Linked DNA regions of Homo sapiens: all the other regions are linked to region 2. Evidence: chromatin loops called from intact Hi-C (ENCODE). Cell type or tissue: endothelial cell of umbilical vein. All regions are shown on one strand. Links, peaks and the distances in the headings refer to the core of each region. The heading gives the core; the rest is flanking DNA. Region 1 has its middle 27 kb from the start of LINC02742. Region 2 holds the start of BDNF (brain derived neurotrophic factor). Region 3 has its middle 160 kb from the start of LINC02742. Region 4 has its middle 320 kb from the start of LINC02755. Region 5 overlaps METTL15 (methyltransferase 15, mitochondrial 12S rRNA N4-cytidine).

Evidence for each region. A loop is a pair of places that touch in the nucleus more often than their neighbours do. Peaks named below come from ENCODE experiments on the same cell type or tissue, not always from the same donor. Only the 100,000 strongest peaks of a DNase experiment are listed, where the experiment ranks them.
Region 1: a loop joins it to region 2, with 4 times the contacts of the local background. A loop is called at or near these places in 2 of 110 quality-filtered maps.
Region 3: it touches region 2 in a loop (8-fold over the local background); 3 of 110 quality-filtered maps call a loop at or near these places.
Region 4: a loop joins it to region 2, with 3 times the contacts of the local background. A loop is called at or near these places in 3 of 110 quality-filtered maps.
Region 5: a loop joins it to region 2, with 2.1 times the contacts of the local background. A loop is called at or near these places in 3 of 110 quality-filtered maps.

What each region holds. Positions count from the first base shown.
Region 1 is chr11:28,871,658-28,878,377 of GRCh38, forward strand. No RefSeq gene overlaps it. Among named protein-coding and RNA genes, the nearest start is that of LINC02742, 27 kb to the right of the region's middle. In endothelial cell of umbilical vein, for the core only: no CTCF peak of the experiment used is centred there; no DNase peak of the experiment used is centred there.
Region 2 is chr11:27,694,722-27,701,216 of GRCh38, forward strand. BDNF (brain derived neurotrophic factor) reads right to left here and starts at 5,734. Exons shown (of 2, transcript NM_001709.5): 1 at 5,443-5,734. It overlaps BDNF-AS (BDNF antisense RNA), which reads left to right. Exons shown (of 7, transcript NR_033315.1): 7 at 2,757-3,450. In endothelial cell of umbilical vein, for the core only: a CTCF peak has its summit at 4,415 (motif pointing right); DNase peaks (open chromatin) are centred at 4,390, 4,890 and 6,410; H3K4me3 peaks cover 2,598 bases; H3K27ac peaks cover 1,512 bases.
Region 3 is chr11:28,739,299-28,746,018 of GRCh38, forward strand. No RefSeq gene overlaps it. Among named protein-coding and RNA genes, the nearest start is that of LINC02742, 160 kb to the right of the region's middle. In endothelial cell of umbilical vein, for the core only: no CTCF peak of the experiment used is centred there; a DNase peak (open chromatin) is centred at 3,893; H3K27ac peaks cover 1,380 bases.
Region 4 is chr11:29,268,772-29,275,491 of GRCh38, forward strand. No RefSeq gene overlaps it. Among named protein-coding and RNA genes, the nearest start is that of LINC02755, 320 kb to the right of the region's middle. In endothelial cell of umbilical vein, for the core only: no CTCF peak of the experiment used is centred there; DNase peaks (open chromatin) are centred at 3,100 and 3,480.
Region 5 is chr11:28,242,098-28,247,097 of GRCh38, forward strand. The region is part of intron 4 of METTL15 (methyltransferase 15, mitochondrial 12S rRNA N4-cytidine); the gene reads left to right. Among named protein-coding and RNA genes, the nearest start is that of METTL15, 140 kb to the left of the region's middle. In endothelial cell of umbilical vein, for the core only: no CTCF peak of the experiment used is centred there; no DNase peak of the experiment used is centred there.

The DNA of each region.
Region 1 (6,720 bases), core at 846-5,845, 1.2 Mb after region 2:
AGCTAACTCAGGGTTACTTAATCTCTGCACTTTTGACATTTTGGGGTACATAATACTATGTTGGGTTTTGGGAATATGTCCTATGTGTTGCATGATGATTAGAAGCATCCCTCTCTTCTTCTCAGTAGATGTCAGAAGTTTCCCTCCCCAATCATAGAATTAACTATCTCCAGACATTGCCAAATATCCCCTCAGGGGGTGAAATCTTCCTGGTCAAGAACCATTGAACTAACTTCTTGGAAATTGTTAGCGTCTAAGAAATATGAGTTATTTTTCCCAGGGAGATTACAAAATAATTGATTTCATATTATTGTAAAATTTTAGGTGTCATTACAGACAAAATGGAAGCTAATTTTAGCTGTTGGGCGGGTACATGAAGCTCTTGATGCTCTTGAGATTGTGATTTTTCTGAGCTGTCACAGGCAGTTGTTGATGCAAGTATTACTATAATGCAAAAGAAATGAGAAACTAAACAATGGTTGTCCAACTATTATGGCCTTTGTTATTATAGACTTTTTCTACCCAAGCAAAATTTTATAGAATTTGATATATCTCATTTAACTAATTCAATTTTGAAAACAACTCTTTTAGCTAACTTTAAAAGTGAGTAATTTAAATACAGATATTTGGAAAAGGATATCACACAGTAAAAATAATCATCTGTCCCCCAAATAATTATTGTTTACATTTTGACATATTTACTTTTAAGTATATATATATATATATATATATATGTATAGCATGATAATCAAAGGCCTTTTCTCACAGGGCTATTATAATTTTCATGTAGTGTTTACCATGTTGCCTGGCATGTAGTGTAAACTTTTGTTGTGGTTGCTATTTTACTTGTTATTATTATATTTGTAATTCAACATTTTATGAAAAGTTTGCATCATGTGAATGTATCATAATTTAACTTTCTTCTCATTTTGTGGCATTTAGGTTATTTAAAAAATTAATAAATATTTTAAAACTCCAAATATACTATTGAATAAAGTTTATAAAGCAATGACTGCTTTATAGATACTCCCACACAAAAAGGGGAGAGAAATTTTTCAAGGCCAGGCAATTAATCAGTGAAACAATATATTCTTCCATTACCATCTGTCCACTCTTCTCCCAATGTGACTTTAGGGCAAAAGTGAGCATTGAGATGTGTTGTGCATTCAATTTTTCCTTTTAGAATGATCAGATTAACTATAAAGTGTTTGGACATTTTATAAATTTTTTTTTTGTTCAACTCTAGCAATCATAAAGAGACAAATAAAATGGCTGTTACCAACTAAATCTTACCCAATGTGGAAAATACAGATAGCTCCAGGAGGTTATTCACTTTAGAATTCAGGCAACACCTTGGACATTCAGCAAGTGAGATGTGAAATAGTTTCCCCAAACCAGCAATTTCTCAGTTTAGACCTTACTAGGTTTTGCTTACTAATGGCCATAGTTCTAGAGAGGTGGCTATTTACGTAAGTTAATGGCAAATATTTGCTGTAAAATGATCTTTAAGATGGTTTAGACTTAGAAATCAAGAGAGTATGAACCTGCTCATTGTGGTGGAGTGGTTCTGTCCTGGGTTTCTGTCCAAATCAGAAAATTTGTTTTTTTGACACTCTCTACAGCAAACTTACCCTGGATCATTAGCCAAGTCACTGTCTTGACTTCTGTTTCCTCCTCTTGAATGATGAGAGTGGAATTAGATCACTTTTTTTTTCTTTTTTCTTTATTATACTTTAAGTTCTAGGGTACATGTGCACAACGTGCAGGTTTGTTACATATGTATGCATGTGCCATGTTGGTGTGCTGCACCCATTAACTCGTCATTGACATTAGGTATATTTCCTAATGCTATCCCTCCCCTCTACCCCCACCCCACAACAGGCCCTGGTGTGTGATGTTCCCCTTCCTGCGTCCAAGTGTTCTCACTATTCAACTCCCACCTATAAGTGAGAACATGTGGTGTTTGGTTTTTTGTCCTTGCAATAGTTTGCTGAGAATGATGGTTTCCAGCTTCATCCATGTCCCTACAAAGGACATGAACTCATCATTTTTTATGGCTGCATAGTATTCCATGGTATATATGTGCCACATTTTCTTAATCCAGTCTATCATTGTTGGACATTTGGGTTGGTTCCAAGTCTTTGCTATTGTGAATAGTGCCGCAATAAACATATGTGTGCATGTGTCTTTATAGCAGCATGATTTATAATCCTTTGGGTATATACCCAGTAATGAGATTGCTGGGTCAAATGGTATTTCTAGTTCTAGATCCCTGAGGAATCGCCACACTGACTTCCACAATGGTTGAACTAGTTGACAGTCCCACCAACAGTGTAAAAGTGTTCCTATTTCTCCACATCCTCTCCAGCACCTGTTATTTCCTGACTTTTTAATGATCGCCATTCTAACTGGTGTGTGATGGTATCTCATTGTGGTTTTGATTTGCATTTCTCTGATGGCCAGTGATGATGAGCATTTTTTCATGTGTCTGTTGCCTGCATAAATGTCTTCTTTTGAGAAGTGTCTGTTCATATCCTTCACCCACTTGTTGATGGGGTTGTTTGTTTTTTTCTTGTAAATTTGTTTGAGTTCTTTGTAGATTCTGGATATTAGCCCTTTGTCAGATGAGTAGATTGCAAAAATTTTCTCTCGTTCTGTAGGTTGCCTGTTCACTCTGATGGTAGTTTCTTTTGCTGTGCAGAAGCTCTTTAGTTTAATTAGATCCCATTTGTCAATTTTGGCTTTTGTTGCCATTGCTTTTGGTGTTTTAGTCATGAAGTCCTTGCCCATGCCTGTGTCCTGAATGGTATTGTGTTTATAGGCTTAAATTTCTATTTTATTTTTTTCTGTGAGTTTCATATCCATATCCTTTAACCCCTTTTTATTGATTTGCAAATGCTTTTTATGTATTATAAGTATTTGATCTTTTTTCTAGTGTGGGAAATACTCTGTCCCATTTTGTAATTTGTTTTGACTTAGTCTACGGTGTTCTTCGCTTCGTAGAAAATTTTAACTTTTGTAAGTCAAATTCATCAATCATTCTATGATTTTCTTTGTGTTATGTTTTAAATAAAAATTTTCTACTATATTATAATTTAAATACTTCCATATATTTTTGTTATCCTTTATGATTTCATTTTATATATTTAAATGTTTTAGACATCTGGACAGTATTTGGGAAGCAGAGATGACTTTATAACCTAAGTTTGTATTTTCCAGATGGCTGCACAATTGTTTCAACATTTTTTTTTTAAATGTTTGACTCATTGATTTGAAATGTTACATTTACCATGTATACTACATTCCCATATGTATTGGGGTTTATTTCTAGACTTTCACTTGTTCCATGTATCTACCTTTGTTTATATGCTAGTTTCTAACATTTTTATGACGGGATCTTCTGCCATATTTTAATTTTTGATGAAGCACTTACTCTCTGAGTCTTCTTTTCAGAATTTTCTGGCTCTTTATGACAAGTTTCCTTTTTATGTATATGAACTTTTAAATAATATTATCTATTTCCAGTGTTAACTCTATTATTAATTTTATTAGAATTGCACACAATTTGCAAATTATTTTAAGTAGAGTTAACATTTTTATCATTAATTTTCCATGTCTTTTTTCCATGTATTTATTCTTTATTTCTGTTCCTAAGAACATTTCTTTTATATTATTTACTATTATAATATTTAATTATTTATCTATTTTTTTATCTTTGACACATTTCCTATTCTCCTTTATGACCACAATATCAGCCCATTTAATCTCACTCCTTAAGATAAATAATTTTGATAATATAGTGTATGCATGTCTTTATTTTTTCTATTATTATACATATACACATATGTAATACCCACATATTTTTTTCTTTTTCATTTCTATTAAAGGATGATTAGATATTAGATTTATTTTTAAAAAGCATGTTATTAGTTACTTTTCTGTATATTTCCTTTATCAGCCTTTAAAACATTTTGGTGAATCTCTCACTATCATCTGCTATAGTTTAAATTCATTCTTTACAATGGCTGTGTAATATTGCATGGTGTGCATCACAACAATGAAGCTAGTGATTCCTCTTTTGATGGGCAGTCTCTGTTTCAGTTCTTGGCCACTGTCAACAAGGCTAAATAAACATCCTCATCCATATGCCCTTATTATCTAGGAGTTGATACTTTTCCTTCCATTCGGTAGAATATTATGAGAGTTATTTTAGAGTAAATATTACTAAATTGCCTTCCAAAAGGGCCATAGCACTTCACAGTACAATTAGAATATATGAAATTAGGCCGGGCGCAGTGGTCATGCCTGTAATCCCAGCACTTTGGGAAACTGAGGTGGGTGGATCACAAGGTCAGGAGTTTGAGACCAGCCTGACCAACATGGTGAAACCCCGTGTCTACTAAAAACACAAAAATTAGCCGGGCATGGTGGTGCTCGCCTGTAATCCCAGCTGCTCAGGAGGCTGAGGCAGGAGAATTGCTTGAACCTGCAAAAAAAAAAAAAAAAAAAAAAAAAGAAAAAGAAAAAGAAAAAACATTCCTATCAGAAAGAGCTCTAGACACTTGAATTTAGATGCTATATAATTGTCACTTAAATCCACATTTTACTGACAGTTAATGGTATTGAAAACATTTCTACATATTTGCTGTTTACTTGAATTTGCTCTCCTTTGAATTATGTATTCTTTTATTTGTACATTTTCGTATTATTTTATTTTGTTTAGCAGTGAGTTTAGCCCTCTATATGGGCAGGTTCTGCATCTGCAGTTTCAAACAACCATGGTTTAAAAACGTTAAGGAGAAAACAATAAAAATAACAACAAAACAATAAAAATAATGCAAATCAAAACAATATAGTATAGTAAGTATGTGGTATTTACATTATATTAGTTATAAGTAATCTACAGGTGATTTACAGTATATGGGAAGTTATGTGTAGGGAATATGCAAATGCTTCACCGTTTAATACAAGGAACTGGAGCATCCCCAGATTTTGGTATCCAAGGGAGTCCTGGAACCAATCCCTTATGGAAACTGAGAGAGGACTGTATTTATCTTGTAAGAGATATTGTGTATTCTATAAATTAACCCATTATTTATCTGTTTGTTTACATTTTTTAGAAAAATTTCTTTTCTTTTTGCTTTTTTTAATGGTATTTTTTTCTATACAAAAACCTTAATCTGTTTTTTTTTTCTTTTATATTATCTAGCTTTGAATTAGGAAAGTCTCCCTGATTCCTAGATAGTATAGTTTTTAGAGTTTCTTGCAAGTCTTTTGGTTTACTTGGTTATTGTTAACCATTTTATCTACCTGACATTTATTTCAGAATCTTATTTAGGATATTTCGGATATTAGGAGTTATTATTTTCTTTCAAATTACCAAGTTTTGTCGGCACCTTTCATTAGATAATCTATATTTTACTCACCGAATTAAACTTCATGTTTATCATATAATAGTATCCCATCAGTATAGACATCTAATTCTGAGTTCTAAAATTCCAAAAATTCTGTGTGTTTAACTAAAGCAATATTCTGTTGATTTTATTTAAATTGTTTTTATAACAGTGTCTCAACTGGGGTTCTGCAAATGTTGTTAGAGTTTCCGTAAAACATGATGATTAGAAAAAATAATTGTTACTTAGATTTTGAGTGCTTTTCCAAGCTAACACTGCCAGTAGTGAATATTGACAGCTCATCACCATTAGAATTTTTATTATAGGTCTTTCAGCCTTTTATGACAGTACACAGAAGGAAAGGCCATTTCATTTGGTTGAATTCACTATCAGCTTCTGTCATGAAATATGGGAGGCCATTGACTATTGATGTCTCTTTTGGAGAGAGGGTAGGAAAGTGTGTTGATGACATCAGCTTCTCCCTCTAACTTACTTCCTGTCACCTTCCCTTATGTGCTGCTGACTAGTTCATAGGATTGAACATACTCTGGCTGTGTAACAAAAAAATAATTTTTATGCAGTGTGACTTAGTTACTCCTTTGCATTTTGCTGTTGTGTGCTTGGCAAAATAAAAATTTTGTGAATTAGATTGAATTTTATTGTGAAATTTTGTGGTATTTTAAAAAGTTATCATTTAGTTATTTATTATGCCCTCCTATTTTATGTTGTATTGGCCTTTGTATATTAAAAACATATCTGGCTATGTTAACATAGTGATTATTTGAAAATAATTTAAGACATGGAAGAAGAGGATTTTTGGTTGATGTCAGTTTCTAAAGAATGGATTATAAAGAATCACAACTTACAAATGAAACATAGACTCAAAAAAAAACTTTAAAAAGTCACTAATACACAAGTCACAACCATTTGAACAGGTAAAGCTAGTGATTAAATGGTTATCATATTCTCAAACTAGAGCAAAGTTTTATTTTTGAAAGTCATGCTTAGTCAGAAGCCTCAGGAATCAAGTTATTTAGTAATTAAATTTATTACCCAGAAAAGGAAAAGTCACACAGCTGGTGAGAAACTAATGATGTCAGCATGTAAAATTATAGTGCGTAAAATGTTTGGATAGGATGCAGTATGAGAAATTGAAGGCTTTGCTCTCAAACAGAGTAAGTTGACGTATTGATGACATGTCACATCATGCTTAAGAGGTTTTGTGTAATACATGAAAAACAACAGTTTCTCTCCAGATTGATGAGTCAACAGATTTCAGCGAGAAATGTCATAATGTTGCATTGTAAGATTTGTAAATAATGGTGAA
Region 2 (6,495 bases), core at 1,496-6,495:
TTGACTTTATTTTATTCTCACATCTTCTGAGTACATTAAAGTTAAAGGTAGATCATAAATCGAAAACATTCTTAAAGGTCTCTCTACTCAAATTATTTGGTGTTATTGTATCTCAGAAAGTATAATGAATTGCCTGTAGCAAATAAATAAAATCAGAACCTTTATACTCAATGGTTCGGTTTGGTACATATCCATGAAAATAATAAATGTTAAAAAGGATGCTAGCCGTTGATTCCTGGCATGCTATTCTACATTTGGCTACATTACAACGTTAAAAGGATTTAGTGCATATATCAAATTGTGGATCTGCTTGTTTTAAAATTTCATCTGTAATTCCACATGCAACCCCCACCCCCATACACACTCACAAGATCTGAATATGGTAACAAGGAAATCCTAGTAACTGTAGCGTTGGAAAAATGGTTCATATGGAAATAAGCCATTTGGCTAGTAAAGCTGGTGATTTTGTTCTCTAGGTGGCACTATTACTTCAATTTTTGGTGAGTTGCTTAAATTACTTGGAACTGCCCGTTTATTTTCTTTGAATTCCCATTTTATAAATTTTAATTTTATACAAGCTAGTTGTAATTAAACGACAGGTTGCCTTCTAGGTTTTATTTCAGTAAGTCAATTTGAAGTTCAGTGATTTTTTATCATATAATTTTATGTTTCCTTACTATACTGTCTTAGTTTTAAGAAATCCTCCCTTGCCTGACCTCCTCTCTCCAAAAATGCAGAGGCATGTCAAAAACACAGAGGGTCGTCATAAAGTTTCCGTCAGACCAAAGGAACCAAGATGAAAGCATGTTTAAGAGCTACTAGGTTCTGGGAGATTTCAAAATCAGGACATTACTACCATGACAACCAATGAAAAGTTCTTTCAAGTGAACCTTTGGGGAAAACTATATAACGTTCCTTACTCTCTAGGCTCTCTGGAAATAAACTTTTACTTTATTATGGCTGTCACTAAAGCTTGTAAATTTACTTTGCTTCCTTCCAATCGTTCTCCTGTCCCACACTCAGCCCCCTAACTCACTTAATGCAACCCATCCTCAAACATCAATCTATAAATGAGACATCAGGGCAATGAGCCACTTCTTAGCATCTAGTATATTTGATAAGATTTGTCTCATCAAGAGGATAAGTGCCCTAGAGCTTCTACTTGAACTTAAATACTTAATTTAAATGAAAGCTTCCACACTTATCTGACCAGATACTCAAATTTTTCTACAGAAAAGAGAATACCTTCCTGTTCCACTTAAAGAACACACACATTTACCACTCCCCCTCCTCTCCCCTGCAAAAGGTTTTCAATGTCAGTACATTAGTGAGCTCCATTTTGCATCTGCCATCAATAATGATTCCATATAGTCAATAATTGGGTTCATGACCTTTCTAAATCTTTACAGTGTAAATATTCTGGAAATCCAGTGAGGCACTTAAGTATAAAATTATTTAGGATTAAATAATTCTATGCCTTAAGTAGAAGTTTAAGAGGACGTTTAGGACACACATGACTAAGCCTACAAATACCAAAGCCACTCTATGTTTCCTAGGTTTAAATACCACATGCAAATAACATACGGATTTCATTTGCCAGCATCATTTATTGCCTAACATTACTCCATACTAAACAGAGTAAATGGATGCAGAGTGTAACCAGTAAGTTTGCTCATTCACTTTTGAAGCTCATCTGTGCATGTTATTCATCCTAATAAAGAAAATTTATCACAACACAACTTGATGCGATTCTTGTTCAAATGATTTCCTCTTCCATTGAACAACAGCCAGCACTTAAAACCTAGAATTCCACAGAATTCTCTCCTCGATTCCTCTTTAAAATGCAATTCACAGTTTGAGATCACAGAGCCTGCCAGTGGCTGAATGGCTGCACTAGATGGCTGAGAGTCCTTCAATTAAGCAACAATTTTGCAATTAGTGGAAACTGAGTGCTCTATAACAATTGTTTGAAAACAAGTTGAGACAAGTTAGCAATTACCCTATAAAAGGGACATATTCACTTTTGTTGGATAGGCGAGACCCCTCACACAAATTGAACTCTTCCACACAGGGAGATGCAAGTTGAAAATTAATGTTTTAATCACTAAAATCAAATCCATATTATGGGCACCTGAAATGGGAGTGCCTTTCTTCTCAAAAGATATTCAGAGTTTAGCTATCATCCACTCTCTATGCTGTCTGTTTTTATTCAGGAAGTCTGAAATTGTTCTTCTGTACTCCGGGATTAATTTCCTACATCTCAAAATGTTAATAAACTACTTGAACATGACCTTTCCATTCTGTAAATTTCCTTAAGAGTAAGTCTACGATTGAGACCCAAAGCTGCTGGCTGTGTTATATTTCACAGTTCACAGTTCTCTCTCTCTCTCTCTCCCCCTCTACACACACGCGCACGTGCACGCACACACACACACACACACACAGAGAGAGAGAGAGAGAGAGAGAGAGAGAGAGCACCCCAGGTTTTAGAAGATGAATGTAAAAAGAATGTAAACAAGTTCTCTGCTATACTATCAGGTGGGCGTGCCCAGCTCACTGTGCGTGCTGAACTACAAACCAGTGCTATTCATATAAGAAATGATATCAATCATCTACATTTTGACTATTGAAAAGCTGGGACTCTTAAAGATTCCAGGAAAAAGGGAATAGCTTACATTTTCATGGCGCCCCTTTTAAACAGGAAACCCACGGACTTTGAGCCAGGATTTTAGAAATTTGCATTTCTTTTTTTACAGGATTTTCCCTCCTGGTGAGTCAAAATGAACAAGAAATACCCCAGGACCTCCCTTCCCTCCTTGGCCATTAATGAGATGAAGGCAATTAACTCACATAGTATAAATGAATCATTTGAGGTGATGACTGCATTTTAGGCAAATGATGACTTTCTTGGTTCCATTGGTTTGCAAGTAAAAGTTACACACATTGAAAAGACACTGAAACAGATTTCCTAAATGCTTCATTTTCTGGATGCACCAATGTTGACCTACTATACATGTTAAATGGTTTTAAAATATCACCTTAAAATAAAGGAAACTTCCAGCTACTAACTCAGCTCTGAATGGGCTATGAAAGGCTCCAAAGGTATGTGAAAAATTACTGTTATTTTGCTTTAAAAAATGTGATGTCTAAGAGTGTCTGCAATGTTCTAATGCTTCAAAACATGTACGTAAGCCTTGTTTATCTGGAAATCATTTCTTTCTGCTTATATCATTTATAAATAGAAAATGTTCTGTAATAACTTAAAATAGTTCCACATACATAATGCTTTTAGTGTCATAATACTTACTACTGGTCTATATTTACCAACATTTATCACATTTTACAAAATGAAGTAGAAGAAAAAAAAGACAACGACTTTATGGCCCTGGAATTCCAGTAATGGTGACCAACATGTTTTAAATTCCAGTAAAGGTTATGGTTACATTTCAACAAGTGTCTCTTTCCTTTTTTTTACCTCTCCTGCTAACCCAGAGGTAAATTTCCCAAAAAAAAAAAAAAAAAAAAAAAAAAAAAAGTCTTAAGCAAGGCATTTGCAAAATCAGAAAACAGGAACAGGAGTTTAGTGATTGTTTTTAAAAGGTGCTGTTCCCAGGGTCAAAACTTTGTGGTGTAATTTCAACATGCTATGTTACCTATTATGTGTAATGCCTTGAAACGCTACATGCCATAACATCAGAAATCTCCAACCTAAAAATTATGTTGCATGAGATAAGCATTGAAGGCACACACGTTCATACAAATTAAATCTGTAATTATGCCTCAATAAGTTAAAATGTAAAGACATATCAAATTGTAAGACCAAAATGGCTTTTGACCTTACAACAAACTCATATAAAAATAGATTTTTCCATAATAATAAAGGGGAGAGAGAGATTTTGCAGGATATTGAGTCAGTAGGGAGGGGTCTCATTTAATATCATGTCGCCTTTTATATGCAGTTAGAAAATCAACGTTCCCAATTACATATTACTTTGCTTTAAAAGATTACTAGGAGGATTAATAAACACTCAGAAATATGCCTTTCTTTGCTTCTGGCCAAGAACATTCCTGCGTGCTTGTCGGAAAATGTTCTTTGGTTGCTACTGACATTAAGGAGTAAGTGCAGGATAACTAGAGGACCCTAAAATAAGATCCAAGAAGCCCTAACACACCGCCAATCGAGGCTTATCAAAGCTCCCCCAGCGCGAGGAAAACTTGCATAGAAGCCAAACAAGAACGAGGAGTCAAAATCCACCGACGACGAGTCGCACGCCCCACCGAGCTGGAGTCAGCAGCACCATTCAACAAGTCCCTCCTACCAGCTCTCTAAGGGATCCCGCAAAACCTTCCTTTACCACTTCCCCACCCCCAGCCTCCCGCCCCCAGTAGCTGCTCTTGGCAGCATGGCCGGCAGAGGGCACCCTCTACCTTCCCTAGCTTCGTTCTCTGGGTCCCCTCCTCCTCCTCGCCTCCCCTCCACCCCGGTCCCTCATCCCCGCTCTACCCCCAACACACAAACACTGCATCCTCCAGTTCACCCTCGCAGCCCCGAGGCTTCTTCCTTAGGGATGCCCCTAGTCTGTAATCTCCCCTTCTTCTTGCCCGTCAGGCACAGAGCCCCCAATCCTCAGCTATTTCTTTCCAGGAGTAACTCACTCACCCATTCCTCTTCCCGGCTCTGCATCCCCAGAGACTAACCCGAGTCAAGAATCCCCCACGTACATCCCAACCACTCCCCGAAAGTCAAAACTCTTAACTTCCCTGGAGGGCGCTTCAGAAGAGGGGCGCAGGATGGGTAGAGATGTGGGTTCGGCCTGCCCGAGAGTGTCGCAGACCCTTTCAGTTCCCAGCGGTAGGAATTCCGCCTCCCAAGTTTTCCAAGCTACATTGGCTTCGGACTTGTAAGTCCACTTCAGTCTCAATTCCTGGGGAGCAGGTAGCCGTGTGCAGCTCCGGGGAAGGGATGCGGGCTGAAGGCGCAAGCTTCCCTCCCACTCCCCCCGCAAGTCGGCGCGGGGACCACCCACCCCCTGGAAGGATTCCTAGCCTAGCCCCAGCACCCTCCCCTCAGTCAGGACCCTCGACAGCTCTGGCCCCCTAAGTCTCTCTCGACTACTCCTGGGCTGGGGGAGGGCTGCGAGGGATCCCCGGGTCGCCGTCTTTGCTCCCATCACGCAGCTCTGGGTCTCCTCCAGGCCTTCCCTCCTCTACTTCGTGACTTCCCCGGGTCCCTTTTTCCCTGGTGGTGCCGGCTGACCTTCTGGGTTGTGGGATGGGGGAGAAAACTCCCCAAGAGTAACTCCAAATCGTCCCTTCTACCGGAGGGGAGGAAAGAAGGAGACTGGCCTCGTCCCACAACTTTGGGGTGGGGGATCCCCCAGTCAACTCTCTCCCGCGGACGGGCAGCTCCTGCACCAAGCCCCATTCCCAGCGCTTGCCTACCTCGGGGTCCACACAAACCTCACGGGTCCCCGGCGGCGGAGTCACATCGTGGTTCCGATTCTGGCTCCAGCGCCCAGCCCCGGTCCCCGTCGCGGTGCTGCTCCCCGCCGGCCCCACAGCAGCGGTGGGTGTCTCATTAAAGCCCCCCGAGCAGGAGGTGGAGGGGCGCACCGGGCTGGCTCCTCTGTCCGGCCCGGGAGCCCGAGGCGCTACGGGGTGCGCGGGACAGCGAGCGGGCGGGTGCGCCCGGGCGCGGCGGCGGCAGCGTCGGGGACCCGGAGCTCCAGGCTGCGCCTTGCGCCCGGGTCAGACATTATTTAGCTCTTCGGTTGAGCTTCGATTGGTCAAACGGCGCCGCCCCCCCCCCCCCGCCCCCCGCCCCCCGCTCCCCGCTCGCCCGCGCTACCGATACCCGTTCGAGGCGGCCGCTTAAAGGGAACGCCGCGTCTTTTCCTCGCGCGGGGAACCGAGGGGCGCCCGGAACTCCCCGCTCCCCCGGGGCCTGTCCTCACCTCCTCCCCTAGGGCCCCGCGACATCGCCCTGCGAGTCCTGCGCCCTCCTGGGGCGCCTTGGACAGGACGCCCGCGGCTTCGAGGGGTGTTCCAGCCCCAGCCTCAGCCCCGGGGAACCCCGCGTCCCGCGCCCTCTGCAGAAACCCCGGCTGTGGGCGCTGGGGCGGGAGGGAGCGAGTGAGAATCGCACGCCCCGAGGTCTCGCTCCCCTAGCTTTCAACTCTCCCCTTCCTCCCCATCCCAGCACCCAAGTTCTCTGGGAGAGGGCGTGCGTTTCCCGGGCCACAGACACACCTTCCCGCACCTTCCTGCACTACGGAGCTTGCGAACGCGAGCACACAATGAAATCGCACAGAGCATGGGGGCTATTGGTTTACTCTGCTGCCTTAAACACGCCGGCTTAAACAGAGTTCGCGCACTGACCTCTCTAGAGTTTGCCTAATAGGAATTCAATCAAGATAATAACAGCATTTTTTATTGATGAACGCCCCCAGATAACGTTACACCAAGTTACTTGTTCCAGCCAGGAAGCCCAGGCAA
Region 3 (6,720 bases), core at 952-5,951, 1.0 Mb after region 2:
TGCACTTCATGGTGTTCTGCCACTCTCCCCCTTCCTAGTATAAGAAATATTCTTACTTACTGGAAAATTAATGGTTTATGACATTATAAAATATTCATCTTTTGGTTTTGACTATCTACTGTTTCTCCTAGCTGCACTTTTGGTAACAGCACCTTACCTTTCTTTGGGAAATTGCTGTTTTCCAACTTATTATTCCCAGAGGTGTCAGTCACAGTACTCCGCACCGACACTGAAACTGATCCAGGGTCAACCAGAGTCTTTCCCTGGGAGCCCGAATGCCCCTCATTCCTCTGGGGTCCTAAGCTGCCAAGACATCAAAACAATCTCCCCCTTCTTGACACATTATATGGATGTTTCCTGTTTGTAATGACTACGAAAAACACCTGCTCAGCACATTCTCCCAAGTTACCTGCATGAACATAATTATCTTTTGTTTTCCCCTTAAGTTAATTTGTTTGGGTTTTTCTCACAAGCAAAGGAGTCTTGACTATAACAAGTTAATATGGATCATAGTAATGTACATGCACTAAAAACAAAACTAAACAAAAAATCCAGCAAAACTCCAAAATTGCATTCATTAACTAGTACCCTGAAACTGTTCTAAAATAATGATTATTGATTTATTATAGATGGATTTTTCTCTTGGTCATTCTACTTTTCTACATATTTTCCCAAATTTTCTATAATAGGTATATACTTCATTTTAAACTGTAAACAGCAGCAGTCACAACACAAGTAATTTGGCACCATGGCAACCTCCCAGAGAGGAAGGAGAACAGGAAGGGAGACATACAGGCAGTTAGGTACAGATTGATTACTGAATGGTATATTGTTTCCTTCCCAGTTCCACCAATTGCTTCTTGGGGAAATATGCTAAGCTCTGTTGATATATTTAAGTTAAATGCTGTCAAACATCTATAGCTATCATAAAGGTTAGTAGTGGGAAATGTGAAATTGACATTTGTTCCTGGGAAATGTGTTGGTGGTTTACTGGGAGAGAATGTCTGGTAATTAGAGGGAAAGGTTAAAAAAGAAGGCCTTTATTTTAATAGATAGTACAGAGTAAATGTCTTGGTCAATCTTATGAGACTCATGAAATGTTCTGACATCACTGGAGTTAAGCTGCCAAAAGAGATACTGACTGGGCCAGGACTAAGATGGACTATCTCAGCAAGCCATCTGCAGTTTAATCCCAGCAGCTGATTGTTAGATAATGTTTGACTATTACTTCAGGAGGAGTGAAATGGCTATGATGATCTTTATATCCTCTTAGCTTTATCAGCAATTGTCAGAGCCTTGAATACAGCTGACTTTAGGTTATCTTTCTTTATCCGAGAGAAGCCCCAGGTTCTAGAATCTCATGATGTGTGATAGCCATCCACTCTAAACCAAGGGACAATAACAGAGCCTCCACAATAGACTACAACCAGTGTAGGTTTCTGAGTCTTCATGTAGGCAATTTACTAGTAAAGTGCAGGACATTTAAAACTGAGCTAAGGGTTATAGTATAATGGGATTCAGTCTCACTGTCAAGAGATGGATGTAGCAGGACTCTCCAAGCTAATGTAGTGGTTAAGAGATTCTTGGGGGAAAAAAAAATCACATTAAGTATAATCTTCGGAAATTTGAACAGTAAACTCAGGCAGTCATCATTTAGTTCAAGAACTGTGTTCTGCAAACTGACATTCCAAATTAGAGAAGATTAAACCATGACATGGGTTGGAGGAACATCTTTTATGGCCCCTCTCTGCCCTGTGTTTCTGAGACATGTTCTCGTGACAGATTAAAAAGTTAATGTGGTGGTTGCACACACTTACCCAAACACGTTATTATTTGACCCTGAGATAAGAAAATTAATTTAGCAGAGACTTGTATCAGGGCTTTATCATGACTCACCTAGATCTCCACTATTGGCTGATCTCAGCTTCTACCTGTTAACCCTTCCAGTTCATCTTCCTCACCATTACTCATCAGTCATCTTCCAAAAATAAGTCTAATGAGAACTTGCTTCTGTGTAAAAATAAAACAAAACAACTGAAGAACCAAACTCTTCTGTTAGTTTTCTATTGTCCATAGAACTAAATCTACTTCTTTATGTTGATAGTTATTCTCACCCCAACCTATCACCTTGGACCACTTCCTGCTGCTCTTCACAGGCTCCTGTCTTCTCCAGCTACCTCAAATTTCCACATATTCCTTAATATGCCAAGATTTTTTTGTGTCTCTGAGACTTTATTCACATAGGTTCATTGGAATGCTCTGCCTCCTCTACTGTCAGGGGAGGTTAGTGCAAGAGAGAAACACAGAAGGCAGTGGTGGGGAGCTGTAAAAATCATGGTAGAGAATTTGTACTTAAGAGCAGAAGCTAGACTCAGGTGATCTTGAATGAAAATGCTTAGGGTGATAACTGTCTGGGATCCTCTTCTATTATCAGGAATCTGGGATTTCCGGAAAGAGAGGGACTCCATAACAAGTCGCCAAGTTGTGTTATAACTTACACGCTTGCAATTTTTTTTCCTCTTGCAGTTTAAGTCTCTAAGAATATGCCCTTCAGCCTTCTTACCTTGACTTCTGGAACTTTATTGGTGAAAAAAAACTACGGCATGACTCGTAAGTACAAGATAATTTGGTTTAAAAGCACATTTTTATGTATTATGTGCATAGGATATATCAAATGTTTTACCCTCCAAATTGGCAATTATAAAGACTTTATTTACTATTTTTATTTATAATTTGGATGACAGAATAATGACCAGAAATACTGTTGTTGACAATATTTTATCTGATTCCAAGATAAAAAAGTATTTAAAATGCTTTGAGAATTTGAGAAATGTGTAGATATAATTTAACACTGCTTGCAATACTATGTAAAGAAAAGAAAAATGATCTCTGAATATATGTTAGTTAAGATAGGCTTCAAGAAGATTCCAGAAAAAGATTTATGGGTCACTTTGGACCATAAGCAAAATATTAATTCACAAGATTTATACTTTATTGTTAGTAAAGTGTTTAGAAATGTGAATTAGTTATGAAGTGTAAGGTTATCTTTCCATTACTTGAAGAATTTACAGTTCTTAGATAACTGAACCTGTATCTGTACTCTATGACATAAACAACAGATAAAAACTTGGAAAACATCCATTGATAAGAAAAAAGGTGGATAAGCAGTGATAAAATTGTTACATAGTGTGTATCAGTGTGTATTAAGAATGCTATCATAAATAATTCTTATGTATTATTACATTGAATCCTAACAACGACTCTTTAAGAAAGTTGACTAAACTGGGTATCATACTTAATAAATTAGTTGCCCATATTATTAGTCAATGTTAGAGCCAAGAATCTCATCCAGAACTGTGCCCAATTACTATAACTTTTACTGAATACCAAACTGCCTTTAGAAAAAAAATTATTTATTTGGCCTAGAAAAAGTAATATTGCAGGAGGCTGTGGGTATTATAAGGGATATAATTACATGCAGAATGAGAATTCTTGCTTTCATTGAAGTCTGGAAAAAAACACATTGAATTATACTGCAACAGCAGAAGTTTCAGTTAGAGTATTTGGAGAAGAGGCAAGAATTTATTGCCTTGAAAGGCGGTGGAGTCTTCTCTGAGATCAAAAGCTTTAAAGGCCTACAACTTTCTCTCTGGAGGTGAGGTGTTCACCGTGATGAAGCCCGAAATCAGCCCTAACTTTTGGCTTTAGTTCATCAGGGTACTGTACACTTACCGAGTATCTTTAGAGACTCCAGGGAAGGCAGCAATTAATACTGCTTTATTGTATAGGATAGCAGGACTTCTGTTGGAACAGCTGTTTGTTGATCCAGCTGACATTCTCTTTCATCCACCCATCCATTGTTCTCCTTAAACAATAGCAAGATACCAGTGTGAGTTTTACTCACTCTAATGAAAAGGGTTGAGTTTCTCTCCCTATAAATATTTTCAAAAGCCTTGATGATTCATGGGATTTGCACAAATACATTTAGTGCTGAAAGTAAGTGTATAAGGCATTTGGAGAATACTCTGCCCCTGGCATTACAAAAAGGGGAGGGCACTTACATTAAAAATAACTCTGCTTATGCTTTTAAGGCAAACACATTCTTCATTACTCTTCTTCCTACTTCAACTCCCTGCCCTGGAAAAAATAAACATCATCTGGAACAAAACTTGACATAAGAGAAGACTACTTCTTGGGTGGGCATGACTGCAATCTTGCCTGAAGCAAGGAGTATACACAAAATGACCTTTAAAATTTCCTTTCAACCCCATTATTCACTGGGTTTATCTAAACATTGTTTATGAAGGAGGATAAAATGTAGATAGGTTCTCAAATGCAGAAGGCAGCAAAGACTTACTGACTCTTGTTGCAAAGGGGAAATTGGATTTGTACCTTCATCTCCTGCATTTCTCATTTATTTCATTCAGGTGTGCAGGGGATGTAGCAAGTATCAAATTCAGCTATGAAACTCAGCTGGTACAATAAAACCCTAGTGGCTTCATCTCTTTTTTCCCCTACAGAAATCTACATTTTCCTTTCAACTTAGTAGTAGTTCTTTATTCTTCTCTGTTAGAGAAGATTCCAAATTTTAAAAACTCCCTCTGGACATTTTTCTTGTAGCAATGCTTCTGAAAAGAGGGGCTCAAAGTAGACGTGAGATTAAATTCAAACACCTGTGGTTTCCCCCAGTACTTCCCAAGATATTAGATCATGCAACCTGTCTTGTTTCTATTCCCTGTCTTTCATCTAGACCCCGAATCCCAATCAGCCCAGATTTCTGTTTCTTAAAATTTAGGATGCAGCTTGAGTGCCACCTTTTCAAAGAGCTTTTCTGACCACCCTAATCTAGAGTAGCCACTCAGTCATTATCACATCGCATTGTTCTGAGACTCTGCCTGGAATTTGTTACTATTTAATTTATCTAATGCTCACATCTCTCATTAGAATGTCTTCCATGAGAACAGATACGTGTCTGCTTTATTCACATCTGCATACTTAGCAGTTTACAACAGAACTTACAAACAGTATGTATCCAATTAATATTTGTAGAATGAATTAATATATGGTGCTCTCAACAGGGAATACATTGCATATTCCATGAATAATTTCATATTATACAAATCACACATACACCGGGAGCTATTAACAAATATACATTACTTGCCACCAAATTTATATTGATTAGTAAGGGTAAGGAAGTGTATTAGTCTGTTCTCACACTTTTATAAAAAACTACCTGAGGCTGGGCAATTTATAAAGAAAAAGAGGTTTAATTGGCTCATGGTTCTGCAGGCTATACAAGAAGCATGTCTGGGAGGCCTTAGGAAACTTACAATCATGGCAGGAGGTGAAAAGGGAAGTAGGCACGTCTTACAAGGCTGGAACAGGAGGAAGAGAGAGAAGTGAGGGGTGGTGCTATACACTTTTAAAGAACCAGATCTTGTGATAACTCATTCACTATCACAAAAACAGCACCAAAGGGGGAAATCTGCCCCCATGACCAAATCACCTCCCACCAGGCCCCACCTCCAACTTTGGGAATTACAAGTTGACATGAGATTTTGGTGGAGACACACACATAAACCATATCAGGAAGGTAGAGAAAGCACAAAGTTTGGGCAGATTTCCCTAAAATACGACATCCAAATGCAAGGGTTTATTCCAGTATTGCCTCTTTAAATTAGCAAAACTGCTTTCCTTATAGAACTATCTAACAAGAATGAGTTCTTAGCATCCTTGCTGGTCTCAAATGTTACAATGATCCCTTTGTCACCTTGTTGCCTCCCTGCTCTTTTTCTCAATCTAATCTTGATCATCTGGGATCCAGATCTCTTGATTTAAACACTACTTCTAGGCCTGAGACCAATTCTATGAACAGATCTTAGTTTTATTCTTCAGCTTAAAATTGTTCATACCCCTTGAAGTGTATCTGCTCTTAGCCAATTTGGATAACAGCTTGAGCAGACCTGCTTTGCACTTCTGGGCTCCTATCCTAGCCTCCCTTTACCAAGAATCTGAGATCAAGAGACCTGTGGTTTTCTCAAATCTTTGCAGTTCTCAAGTCTTTGAAGTGATTCCTCTCTTCCCCATTGATCACTTTTTCCGTTTTTGTCCATTCTTCTATGTTTGTCTCTGCTCTTTCCATTTGACTGGCCATATTTTATCAATTATTAAGCTTTAAACAGTCCCCAATCTGGAAGACAAAGCTTAAATCGTCCCCAGTCTGGAGGACAAAGACAAGTTTGGAAATCAAACCATACCTCTAATATCTGCCTTAATCGGCACATCTACAAACTATATTGACTATGTTTACATTCACAGTGTATTTAAAAGTTTACTAGCATCACCATTAAATATGGTTGCAAGACTTCCTTGAAGATAGAGGAGGAATTTTCTACTTCTTTCACTGGACTTCAAATTGAATATTTCGGTAATGGTAATGATTTTAGCTTACTGAAAAAGCTACCTAATTTTTTCTGAAATTGATGACTGGTGCCACTCTTAGCATCAACACTTAATGAAGGAGAGTTGCAGCCAACTATTTCTTTAGTTGCATAACCAAGACTGCTGAGGGGGACAAAAGTAAAACAATGGTCATGACATTGCAAGTCTTCCATTAGTTGGCTCAAAACTCTCTTTGTTTAATTACATTAAAAAATTTAGATTTATAGGAGTATAGAAATATATTTATTATAGAATCATTACATAATATTTATATTA
Region 4 (6,720 bases), core at 1,029-6,028, 1.6 Mb after region 2:
AGTATAAGACAATTCTACTTACATTCATTCTTTTTAATTCATTATAATGAAATTTGGATAAAGGAAGTATTGCTACAAGATGGCCAACTCTTAGGCGGGCTAATAAAATTGCTTAAATATCACAGCAATTAAGTATTAACTCCAGGATTTCAAACCAGCTCTGTTGGACTTTGAGCTCACGTAATTCCATTTGCTGATTCTGAGCACAGTCATACTTACTCCATCTCATTTCCAATGTCTTTTAATAAGAAGGCAGAGGTGGGAAATGAGATTTTGCTGAGGCCCTGTTATTTAACATAAATGTGTTGGGTTAATAAAGTAAGTTATTTTTAGGACAGAAAAAAATTGTAAAAACTGCTTTACAAGTCACAAGATTAAAGGAGAACGGGAAAACAATGAACAAAGGGTAGGCAGAGTGACAGATGCTGGGACAGATTGTGTATCTTCTCCCCAGCCTCAATCTAGCAAAGAAGGGGGGAAGGGAGAAAAGGAAAAGGAGAATGAGAAAAAACAAATCTGATCCAGTTACACATGGTCATTTTAGGTCTCTTCTGGCATAGTTGATGTGCACCTCTCCTAAAAGTACACGGCAAATGTTCCATCATCCGCTGTACACCTCTCTTGTTGGCCAGAATATAACAACTGGCTCCTTGCTGGCTTGCTCAACTTTTTTTTTTTTTTTTTTTTTTTCTCTGAGACAGAGTCTCGCTCTGTCGCCCAGGCTGGTGTACAGTGGCGTGATCTCGGCTCACTGCAAGCTCCGCCTCCCAGGTTCATGCCATTCTTTTGCCTTAGCCTCCCAAGTAGGGGGACTACAGGCGTCTGCCACCAAGCCCGGCTAATTTTTTTGTATTTTTAGTAGAGACAGGTTTTCACCGTGTTAGCCAGGACGGTCTCCATCTCCTGACCTCGTGATCCGCCCGCCTCGGCCTCCCAGAGGGCTGGGATTACAAGCGTGAGCCACCCCGCCTGGCCAATGTTTGGTTACAATTATCTAAAACAAATTCCATGTTTTTCCGCTGTGTCTGCATAAAATGGGCTTAAGATGCGCAGAAAATATAATGTAAACATTTAAAAGCTTTCCCCCATATTCTCACTTCCACATTTGGGAGGTATTTTGAATTTTTCTGCCGTTCTTCGTGTGGGATACCCCGTAGTTTATATGTGGGTTCTCTCACTTTTTATCACTTCTTTCTTGCTATGCTTACCCCCATGTTTGTTTTCGAAGTCATCAAAAAGGAAAAAAATATAAAACCATCCCAGTGTATTAATTGAATAAAAGACTAGGAAAAAAAAATTGTAAAAAAGACTGAACATGGTCATTAGGATGTGAAAACATCTGGCTGCAATGTGAAAAGTTTAGTCAATTGATGGGCTCTTTTTCAAAGATACTATGTTTTTGCTTCTGAATTTTGGGGGCCTGTTTCTGGATTCACCAAATCTATGGGTTGTCCACATTGGCATAGTATAAACTTATCCAATGATTGATTTTGATCTTGTAGATAACTTGCAAAATATGAGGTAACTAGAGCTTCATTTTATTTTTTTATTTTACTTTATTTAATTTTTTTATAGAAACAGGGTCTCTCTCTGTCACCCAGGCTCCAGTGCAGCTGTGCAATCATAGCTCACTGCAGCTTTGAACTCCTGGGCTCAAGTGTTCCTCCTGCCTCAGCCTCCCAAGTAGCTAGGACTACAGGTGCACACCACTACACCTGACTAATTTTCTTTTATCTTTTTTTTCCTTTTTTTTTTTTTTCTTAGAGACGAAGTCTAGTTATGTGGCATAGACTGGTCTGGAACTCCTGGCCTCAAGTGATCCTCTTGGATTTGTCACCCAAACTGTTGAGATTACAGACATGAGCCACTGTGCTTGGCCAAGAGCATGCTTTAAATACATCTAAAGAGGAAGAGAGAATTGATCAATTGATTACTTGATCACTTGTTATTTTAGAAGTTTTACACTTAATAATCTTCTTTCATTTTCCAAAGCAATCAAAGAGAAAAAGCATGTAATATTTTATGTTTGCCACTATAGAAAATACTCTAATTATCTATCTATTGTAGTATTTACAATTACACTATGAAGTAAATGTTATCCACAATTTATGAGTGAAATGTTCAGAGAACTTATGGAATTTCAGCTGCAGATTTAATTAAAATGTGAAGCTAAAGTTGAAATTTCATCTCTGGAATTTAAAAACCTATGCTTTTTCCACTAGGCCAGTACAGTGCTATAAAATCATGTCTCTGAGCCTACACAAAATTGAATTTACAAAACATTTATCTTTTAGTTATTTAATAAGGATCTTTCCAACACATAGTGGGTGAACAAAAATCACACACTTCTCAACAGATGAAATAAGAAAAAAACTATTGAATAGTAATATTTTAATGCATCGCTTATTTCAGCATAATTTAGAATGCTCCAGCCACATCTGAAGATCTTAAATTAATTATTTGGGTCCTGAGGGGAGAGAGTTTCTGAAAGAGCAGGGTAGAATTAACTTTCATCAAGCACCTGATATATGTGAGGTGGTATCATTTATTTAACTCTTTTTTATAGGCCGGAACCATGAGAAATGCTAAGCATTCTACACTTAATACATCCTTTAATATTGTTAATAACCCTGTGTGGCATGACACATTAATATTAACCTCATTTTACCCAGTAACAAATTGAAGTTGGTCAGTAGTAAAGGTGAAATTTGAACCCAGGTCCTGTTTTTTGAACCTATGTACTTTCTCAAATAATTGCTGGAAGACACATACAGAGCCAGTAGTACCTCCAAATAAGTTCTGCTTAGAGTAACTGCATAGTTGCTTCTTACACCAGCACATGAGCAGATAATTTTTATCAAAGATTCATTACTTGGGATTTCCATTCATTTATTTAATGAAGTAATTCCTCAGCTAGTGTTAGTATTTGGCCAGGCTCCTGCAGTCTCTCAGCCTTTTTGTGTTTATGGACAGGTCAACCAGTGGAATAATTTTCATTTGACAAGCCCCAGTTGAACTTGTTTCCTGGATCATTAAGCACATTGGCATGTACATTAACAACCATTTTCTGCCTTGTTGGTTTCCATCTATTTCATTCACGAATTAATAGGTACATAAAGAGAACTCAATTAATGCCTCTTTGCATACCACCACCAGCCTTCTTGGTGGGTGGCAGGTATTGAAGCTGTGATGTTGAAAGAGACTGAAAACAAGCAGAACTGAGACTCAAATCAAGATTCATTTATCTTTTTTGGACCAGAAAACTATGCCAATAGAAATGAATCACAGATTCGTAAAATCAAATTTGCTTTTGATGTTATCAAGATTCCCTATCAAGAACCTTCTAATCAAGGGTTTTTCAACCTCGGCACTATTGACATTTGGAGCTGGATAATTATTTGTTGTAAGGGCTGCTCTGTGCTTTGCAGGCTGTTTAGCCACATCCCATCCTCTACCCACTAGATGTCAGTAGCACCACCATCCTCTTCCTTGAAAATTAAAAAATAAATAAATAAATAATAATGCCTCTAGACATTACCTAATGTCTCCTAGGGCAGCAAAATCACCCCACTGAGCATCACTAGTCTGTCCTCATCAAGAATTACCTCTTTGTTTCATTCCCCTGGACTCCAGAAGAACAAGTGCTAGACATCATGTTCTTTCTTTTTATTTATTTATTTATATTTATTTATTTATTTATTTATTTATTTATTTATTTAGAGATGGAGTCTCACTCTCTCACCAGGTTGGAGTGCAGTGGCGCAACCTCAGCTCACTGCAACCTCCGTCTCCTGGGTTTAAGTGATTCTCCTGCCTCAGCCTCCTGAGTAGCTGGGATTACAGGCATGCATAACCACGCCCAGCTAATTTTTGTATTTTTAGCAGAGACAGGTTTCACCATGTTGGTCAGGATGCTCTTGATCTCCTGACGTCGTGATCCGCCCGGCTTGGCCTCGCAATGTGCTGGGATTACAGGCATGAGCCACTGCGCCTGGCCCTTTCTTTTTATTAGTAGGGAAACTAAAACCTGAGAAGAGAGAGTTGCTTAAGTGGGGAATATTTGATGAGCATATGCTATGTGCCAAGACATTGTAGAAACACTAAGAGGATCCTCATGAGAAAATTCTTGCTACTCTTATTTTTAAAATGAAAAACTTAGGAGACGATCTTGCCCCAAAACTCATATATGCTAATTTGCCTTATAAGACCCAGGTATGGGAAACCAGGTTTTAATATAGACATACCTCAATATGTATATTTTAAAATAATTCTAAAGATTTGCAAATGTTTTTATTGAATATTTACTATCTAAAATGAAAATCAGCTCTAATGGATTCACATGGTCACAGTAGAAAAATATTTCAGTTGCCCTCAAGTTCAGGCAAAAGGATATTGAGTTGTCTGCAGTCATAACTTAGTTGTGCTTTTCCAGTTGATATCATTTATTTCTTTGTGTTTAGCATGTTTGAATCATTGTTATCCTCATCTTTTCCTCCAAGATGCTATTCTTCATGGGTCTCTGGTATTTCTTCTGCCAGGTCTGGGGACACTACCAACCAGTTTCAATTTACTTAATTTTAGCATCTTTAATATTATCTTATTGCTTGTTTATATAAACATTTCTTAAACAGCTTTGCAATTAGGGAAGACAGAAAACCTAATTCAGATCTGGTACTCTACAACATTGGAACCCACTGTACAGATATCTGAGTTCATTAAGTGTTAAATAATTTGATAATTGGCATTTTAAATGCAGTATTTGATGCTGAACTCCTAGTGTTAAAGCACGTTTTAGTAGTATTTGGTGAACTTGTTCAGGGCTTTTGGATGGGCTGGAAATACTGTATTTTATCATTTATAGCATATGAAAATTCAATAGCCAAGACATTCACAAGAACAGATTAGATATTATTTTGAGAGATCTCTCTAGTCCTTTTCTCTAAAAGTATCCAGGATCTTTACACTTTTCATGATCTCACAATAACCTATTTTTCCTGAAATTTCCACCTTAGTTAACCTTTACTCTTACCTCAAACTTAATGCCAATGAAGAGTATATGTGGAAGCTTTAAATTACAGATTTCAATTCTTTGACAGCCTTGTCTTCAAGATCAAGGTTTGTGTTCCCTCCCTGGGAATCCAGGAGGGCTTGTGGCTGTTTTGACTGATTTGTCAGAAGTGATGTCATATGACTTCTGAGACTAAATCATAGGCCATGTAGCTCCTGCCTTGGTCTCTTGGAAAGCTCATCTCTAGACATTCCCTCTGGAGATGTTCCATCTAAGAAGTCAGGCTCCATTATGTAAGAAGCCTAAGCCACATAAATAGTTCAGGAGTAGTGACTCTGGTCAATAGATTATTTAGCTGAGGAAAGCTTTGGGTAACCCCAGGACAGGGGGCATACATGTGAGTGAAGAAGCCAACTTAGATATGTATCCTCCCACTTCAGATGTTTGAACTCATAGCACGTCAGTCACCCTATCTCTTAGACTTTACAATTCATGTCCCAGATGTTATGGAGCAAAGTCAAACTATCCCTGGTGTGCTTAATCTGAATTCTGGACCACAGAGTATAATAAAATGGTGTCATATTATGCTGCTAAATTTTTGAGTGGTTTGTTATTAGGAATGAATAACTGAACCATTGCATATAGCGTGGCCCATTCTCTCTAGATCCTGCTCTCTGATAGAACATGATAGAAAATACCTATGACCATCAGGTAGGACTCATGCATTTTAACCTAGTTAAAAAATAAGAAACTTTTTCTACAAAGTAACCTACTTGTTAAAGATTTCAGGCTGAACATTTATAAAATTTTGCATCAGAGCATTTTAGAAAGTAGGACTAGTCACTCCCTTTATAAATTTCTAAGGATATAGAAAAGAATGCAAAAGTAAGTCCTAAGAGATATAAAGAAAACAAAAATGAGAATATGAAGATAGAGAAATGTTTTGAGATTGACAATATTAATAATAAAAACTTTCTATTGCAAGTTTTTGATCTGAACAGGTGAAGCTGACTTTCACTGTCAAGGGGCAGCTGGATTTGAGTTGTATTTTACAAAGTATGCTTTTCAGAATAATGGTTCCCACAAGGTAGATGTAAGTTTTATTTACATTCACATACACAGTGACGGTTAAATATTTGTCTAGGTGTTACTATGAAGGTGTTTTTTGGATGTAACATCTATAATCAGTTGTCTTTCAAGATTACTTTCAATAATGTGGGTAGGCCTCATTCAATGAATTGAAGACCTAAAGAGAAAAAACTGAAGCTTTCCAAAGAAGGAATTCTGCCTCAAAAATGTGACATTAAAACCCCTGCTTGATTTTCCTGTCTGCTAGCCTGTCTTCAGATTTTAGAATTGCCAGCCCCGTACTCAAGTGAGCCGATTTCTTAAAATCATTACCTCTGTCTCTGTCTGTATCTCTATCTCTCTTTACCTATGTATCAGTCCATTTATCTACCTATCATTATCAGTAGGATATATGTGTGTGAGTGTATGTGTGTATGTTTATGTATGTGTGTACTATGGATTCTGTATCTTGAGAACCCTAACCAATAGACACACTTAAATATACACATGCATATTTATACACATATGCATATATACACATGTACATACATATACAAGAACTGAAATTAAGTAAGTTCGGAAAACACTGAGATAAGCCAATATCTGTAACAGAAGAATTTCTCTAAAAGTTGCCATGCATGTCA
Region 5 (5,000 bases), core at 1-5,000, 550 kb after region 2:
TAAGATTAGAATATTGACTAAAATTTTGAGAATGTCAGAATCAGGTATTTGGTATTTGTATAGAAGAAGTATACATATGTTTGCATCTTATTAGCATATACTTATTTGTCAATCATTATTAAGTATTCATTCATGTTAAAATTCTTCTGTTACTATATTTAGGTTTATTGGTTTCCTCTCATGCTCCATCTCTACTCTGGAATATGAGCTCAAAGACAGAAATGATGTCTTATTTTCCACTGTATTCTCAGTGCTCAAAGTTTGTTTCTTGAATTAAATTTAAAAAGCCCAAATGCATGGTTAGTATGCAAAAATTATTGAGCATGAACTAAAGGGCAAATTCTAAATAGTAAAATTCAGTCAATGATAATTTAGAGAACATCATTCCTAGAATATAAAAATGCTCATTTTTCTAAAAGTAAGAAAATGATTGTATCCAATTATAAAGTCATATGGTAGTTTCCTTTATTCTGAGTTTATTATATTATTGCTTTTCACTTTCATCAGTGTCTTTCCTTTGTTTTATGGACACAACTCTTGTTTTTCCTTACTTGGGTTTCTATATCTATTTTAATTTTAAATGATAACAACAGTTTGAAGCATTAGGAAAGATGACCTTAAAGCCGATCTGACTAGTGATTTTCAAAGCATTCTCCATGAACCCTGGTGGAATGTTTTTCTGGTTGTACTAAGAGGAAAGGGTGTGCTAAGTGGTCAGATAACTAAATCTCTCAGATCTAGCCAGCCTTCTTCAAGAGTTGGTTAGTGGCAGAGACCAAATTTTTTACATTGTCTTCTAGACATTATATCGCTTTAATAATTTTGATGATATAAGTGTCCGTCATTGAGCGAGTGTTCTTTTGAAAGGTGCTAATAGAGATTAAACTTTCTAGCCAGAACTGACCCTATGTATTTTTATAATCTCCTTAATAATGAGAGACCTTATTGAGGGAAAAATATAATTCTGCCTGATGATTGGAGTGTAAAAAAAAAAAAACAGTGTGGAAGTAAAAATAGTATGTTTAAAAACTGGCATTCTAGAGGGACTTTTAGATGATTTTAAAGATAAATGCCAAAGAGGAGCTTAAAATAATATGGAAACTTGTTGCCGTCATTGATGTAAGTTTAACAGTCTCCCAGCAGCACTATTCCAAGCAGAGTATGAAGTCAGCTGTGGAAATATTGGTAAAATTAGAATTAGTCTTGTGACTTCTTTTGGCCGTACCTTTTTCCTTAGCAATAGAAGTTCATGCAGTGTAATATTTGGTGAAATTAAAGTAGTCAAATGGATAGAATACTAAAACAAACAAACAAAAAACTATGTTTTTACTTCCCTGGATTTCTTGTGGCTGAAGGCCCTTTTATCTTCCTACCTGATTTAATAAAAATAGTATGTATCATAACTATAGGCATTTCAGCTACTTTTTTGAGAGGAAAACTGTTCTGTTTTATTTTTCTTTCTTTGCCAATGTTGCGGCATTCAAATACCTAAGCAAGATGTTAGTGTTAAAGTTTATTTCAAATTAAGAGTAGCATTCCAGGATCTCCAAGTACATTATGATAGCACTGTATAAAGTATATGACAAATCATCAATTTTACTGATCGTTGAAAACTCATCTTAACTATGCAAATCCTAAAATAATTCAGTACATATGTTTGAGGGAACATTGTTTCCTCATGAGTCTTCCCCCGGAGAATGTCATATTGAAAGAAAAAAATAAGAACTTTTCAATAAATCTTTGTTTTAGTTATCTTTGGCCACATAACTACTACAAAACACTGGCATAAAACAACCATTTTGTTATATTAGTGATTTTGTGGGTCAGAAATTTGGGCAGGACACAATGAGGGATATTTCATTTTTGCTCTATAATGACTGATGCCTTAGCTGATTGGGTCAATTGGCTAGAATTGCTGGGACAGCTAGCTCAAAACAGATGTTTTTTAAAGTTCAAAAATAGGCAACCTAATAATATTATTTGAAGATTTATTCATAGATTGTTTAAAAACAAAAACAAAAAACCAAGAACATACAACTAAAAAGCAAGGGAATTATTTGTGCAGAATTCTAGATCTTGGTTTCATCTTGATGTTAGGCAAGGAAATCAGATTGCAGAAGGTAAGGTCATTTTCTTTTTCTTTGCCTGGTAAGTGTATGCAAGAGTATCCATTTAATTGTTATTCTTTAATCTCAAAAGAAACATTTATTGTAATTTTTTGTCCTGACTTTTAAAAATTCTGCTTGAATTTTAACATGATATTATGTAGATAAGAGTTAATTTAACATTCATTTTGTATATTCTGTGGTATTTAAGTAGTTCCAATTTCAGCTACATAAGATTGGGTTTTTTTGTTTGTTTGCTTGTTTTCTTTTTTAATTTGTGTTTGTTGCCCCCAGTCTCTCAGGTCAATATAAATTCCTAGGCTGTAACTCCTGATTTTCCAGTTCAGTTTGTTTTTGGTATGGCTCAGGAATCTGCATTTTAAAAACTCCTACAGGTTATTCTGACATATGTCCAGGTTTGAGAACTACTGTATCTATTATCCAAACCTTATACTTGTTAGGAAAAGTATTAGCAAGTGTCAGGAATATTCTGGGACAAAGGTATACACTTTTAATGAGAGGATTATATGCAGTGATTGAATAGTTGAGAAGCCAAACAGGGAGGCACAGTCAGAAGCCACTACATTTCTGGGCTGGGGGTACTAGAGCTCAAGGACCTGGGTCACCTGGCTGGGGCCGAAGCTATGGAAAAGAAACTGAGAGGAATTAGTAGAGATATCCTGTCTTTTCTCTTTTTCCTTTCTTCTGATATTTTGGTAATATCTTCTATTGGCTGACCTTGATAAAAATCTTTGTGCAGCCTGCAAGGTTTAATCCCCGGAAATACAAAGCAGAGCAGGAAAAGGATAGATCTGAAGATAGGCAGGTCTAGGACCTGAACTGATGTTCAGCTAGACAGGCAATGTCTTAATTCTTAATTGATTTGCTTCTCATACTTTGGGCTGTATCCGTTGGGAATCAAAAATGCAAAATGTTAAAAATTACAGACAATGGAGCTGTACAACTTGTATTCAAAATCCAGCTCTACCCTTACTCACTGTGTGACTCTGGGATAATTACTTAATCTCCATGCTTGTGTCCTCATTTGTAAAATGATGAGAATAATTATCTGCCTCGTCACTTAAAAACTGTGCACCAGGAAGACTAAGCAAATTCCTGTGGCCATAAAAGGATATTTGAAATTTTCAAGAGAAACAGTGATACCCAAAACCTGCTGTACACAGCCAAACTACTATTTCAAGGTGGTTAGTGGTTTCAGCATTAGATCATGTATTATTTCCTTCAGTGGTGTCATATCTTTACAAAGCTTGATTTTTTTAGTGATCATGAAAAAAAAAGTATCACATGAAAATCAACGTAGAACAGTAAATAAGATGATAGTATTCAACCTGATTTTCAAAATTGGAAAAGTTGTGCAGTGTCTAACAGGCATATATATACCTTTGGTAAGTATATTGGTCCATTCTCACATTGCTATTAATATAACAAATACCTGAGACTTGGTAATTTATGAAGAAAAGAGGTTTCATTGACTATCAGTTCCATAGGCTGTATAGGTAGCATGGCTGGGGATGCCTCAGGAAACTTACAGTCATGGCGAAAGGTGAAGGGGAAGCAAGCGTGTCTTCACGTGGCTGGCAGGAAGAGGAGAGAGTGAAGAGGGAAGTGCTACACAGTTTCAGACAACAAAATCTCATGAGAACTCACTATCATGAGAACAGTAAGGGGGAAATCCATACCCCTGATCCAATCACCTCCCACTAGACCACTCCCCTTACACATGGGAATTACAATTTGACATGAGATTTGGGTGGGGACATAGAGCCAAACCAAATCAGTAAGTAAGTATGATTATTTGAGAATAAAATAAAAATATTATTTCTGGCGAGGCGGCGATGAAAAGAGGTTGATTAATGGATACAAATATACAACTATATAGAAGAAATAAAGCAATGTTTGGAGCAATATTGTGACTATAGTTAATAGTAATATATTGTACATTTCAAAATAGCTAGAAGAAAATAATTTGAATGTTCCTAGCATAAAGAAAATATATTTAAGGAAATTGATAATTACCCTAATTTCATCTTATGCATTATATGAATGTATTAAAATATCATATGTGTTTGAAAATATGTGTATTATGTGTCAATAAAAAATTATTTATCCTTTTATTTAGTATGTATTTCAAGTGACTGCTCAAAATTGTTAAGACATATGTACTTATTAGGCCCTAACTACATAATAAATGGAACTCTTAGATATTTATTTTGGCTTGGGGGTCATGTGAAAATATTACTGAGACATTAGGAGTGCAGTAAGCGAGCAACTTTTGTACATCATAACATTGTCAGGAGAATTAACTGAGCTAATAAATGTTAAATAATTAGAAAAGTGCCTAGCAGGTAATAAGTGCTATGTAAGTGTTACCTATTATGGGCCAAAGTAAATGATCAATAGAATTGCAGTTCTAGCTACTATATTGCTATTACCATGACAACAAGGGAAAACTGTCCTGGGGCTTTTATGGGATTGGTATGGGATACCAAACAGTACTTCATGCTCACATCTCCTACTAAGGTATATTAGTGATACACATGGGTAATGTCTGTGAGCAAGGGTTACCATATTTGAGAACTGCACTGTCCAATATAGTAGCCACTAGCCACATGTGGCAGCTAGTTAATCACTTGACATGTGGCTCATATGACTGAGGAACTAAATTCTAAATTTTAATTTAAATATAAAAACAATACTTGATTTAGTTATTGGAAAACTTTTAAGCATTTTTGAACAACTTTAGCATATAAATTGCCTCTTTCACTGTGTATTTTATGAACTATAAATGCTATACTTAGTATTTCTAAATACTGTATTAGTATGATGTGTACTAGAATACTGTATTTCTATATGCTATATACTAACTAGAATATT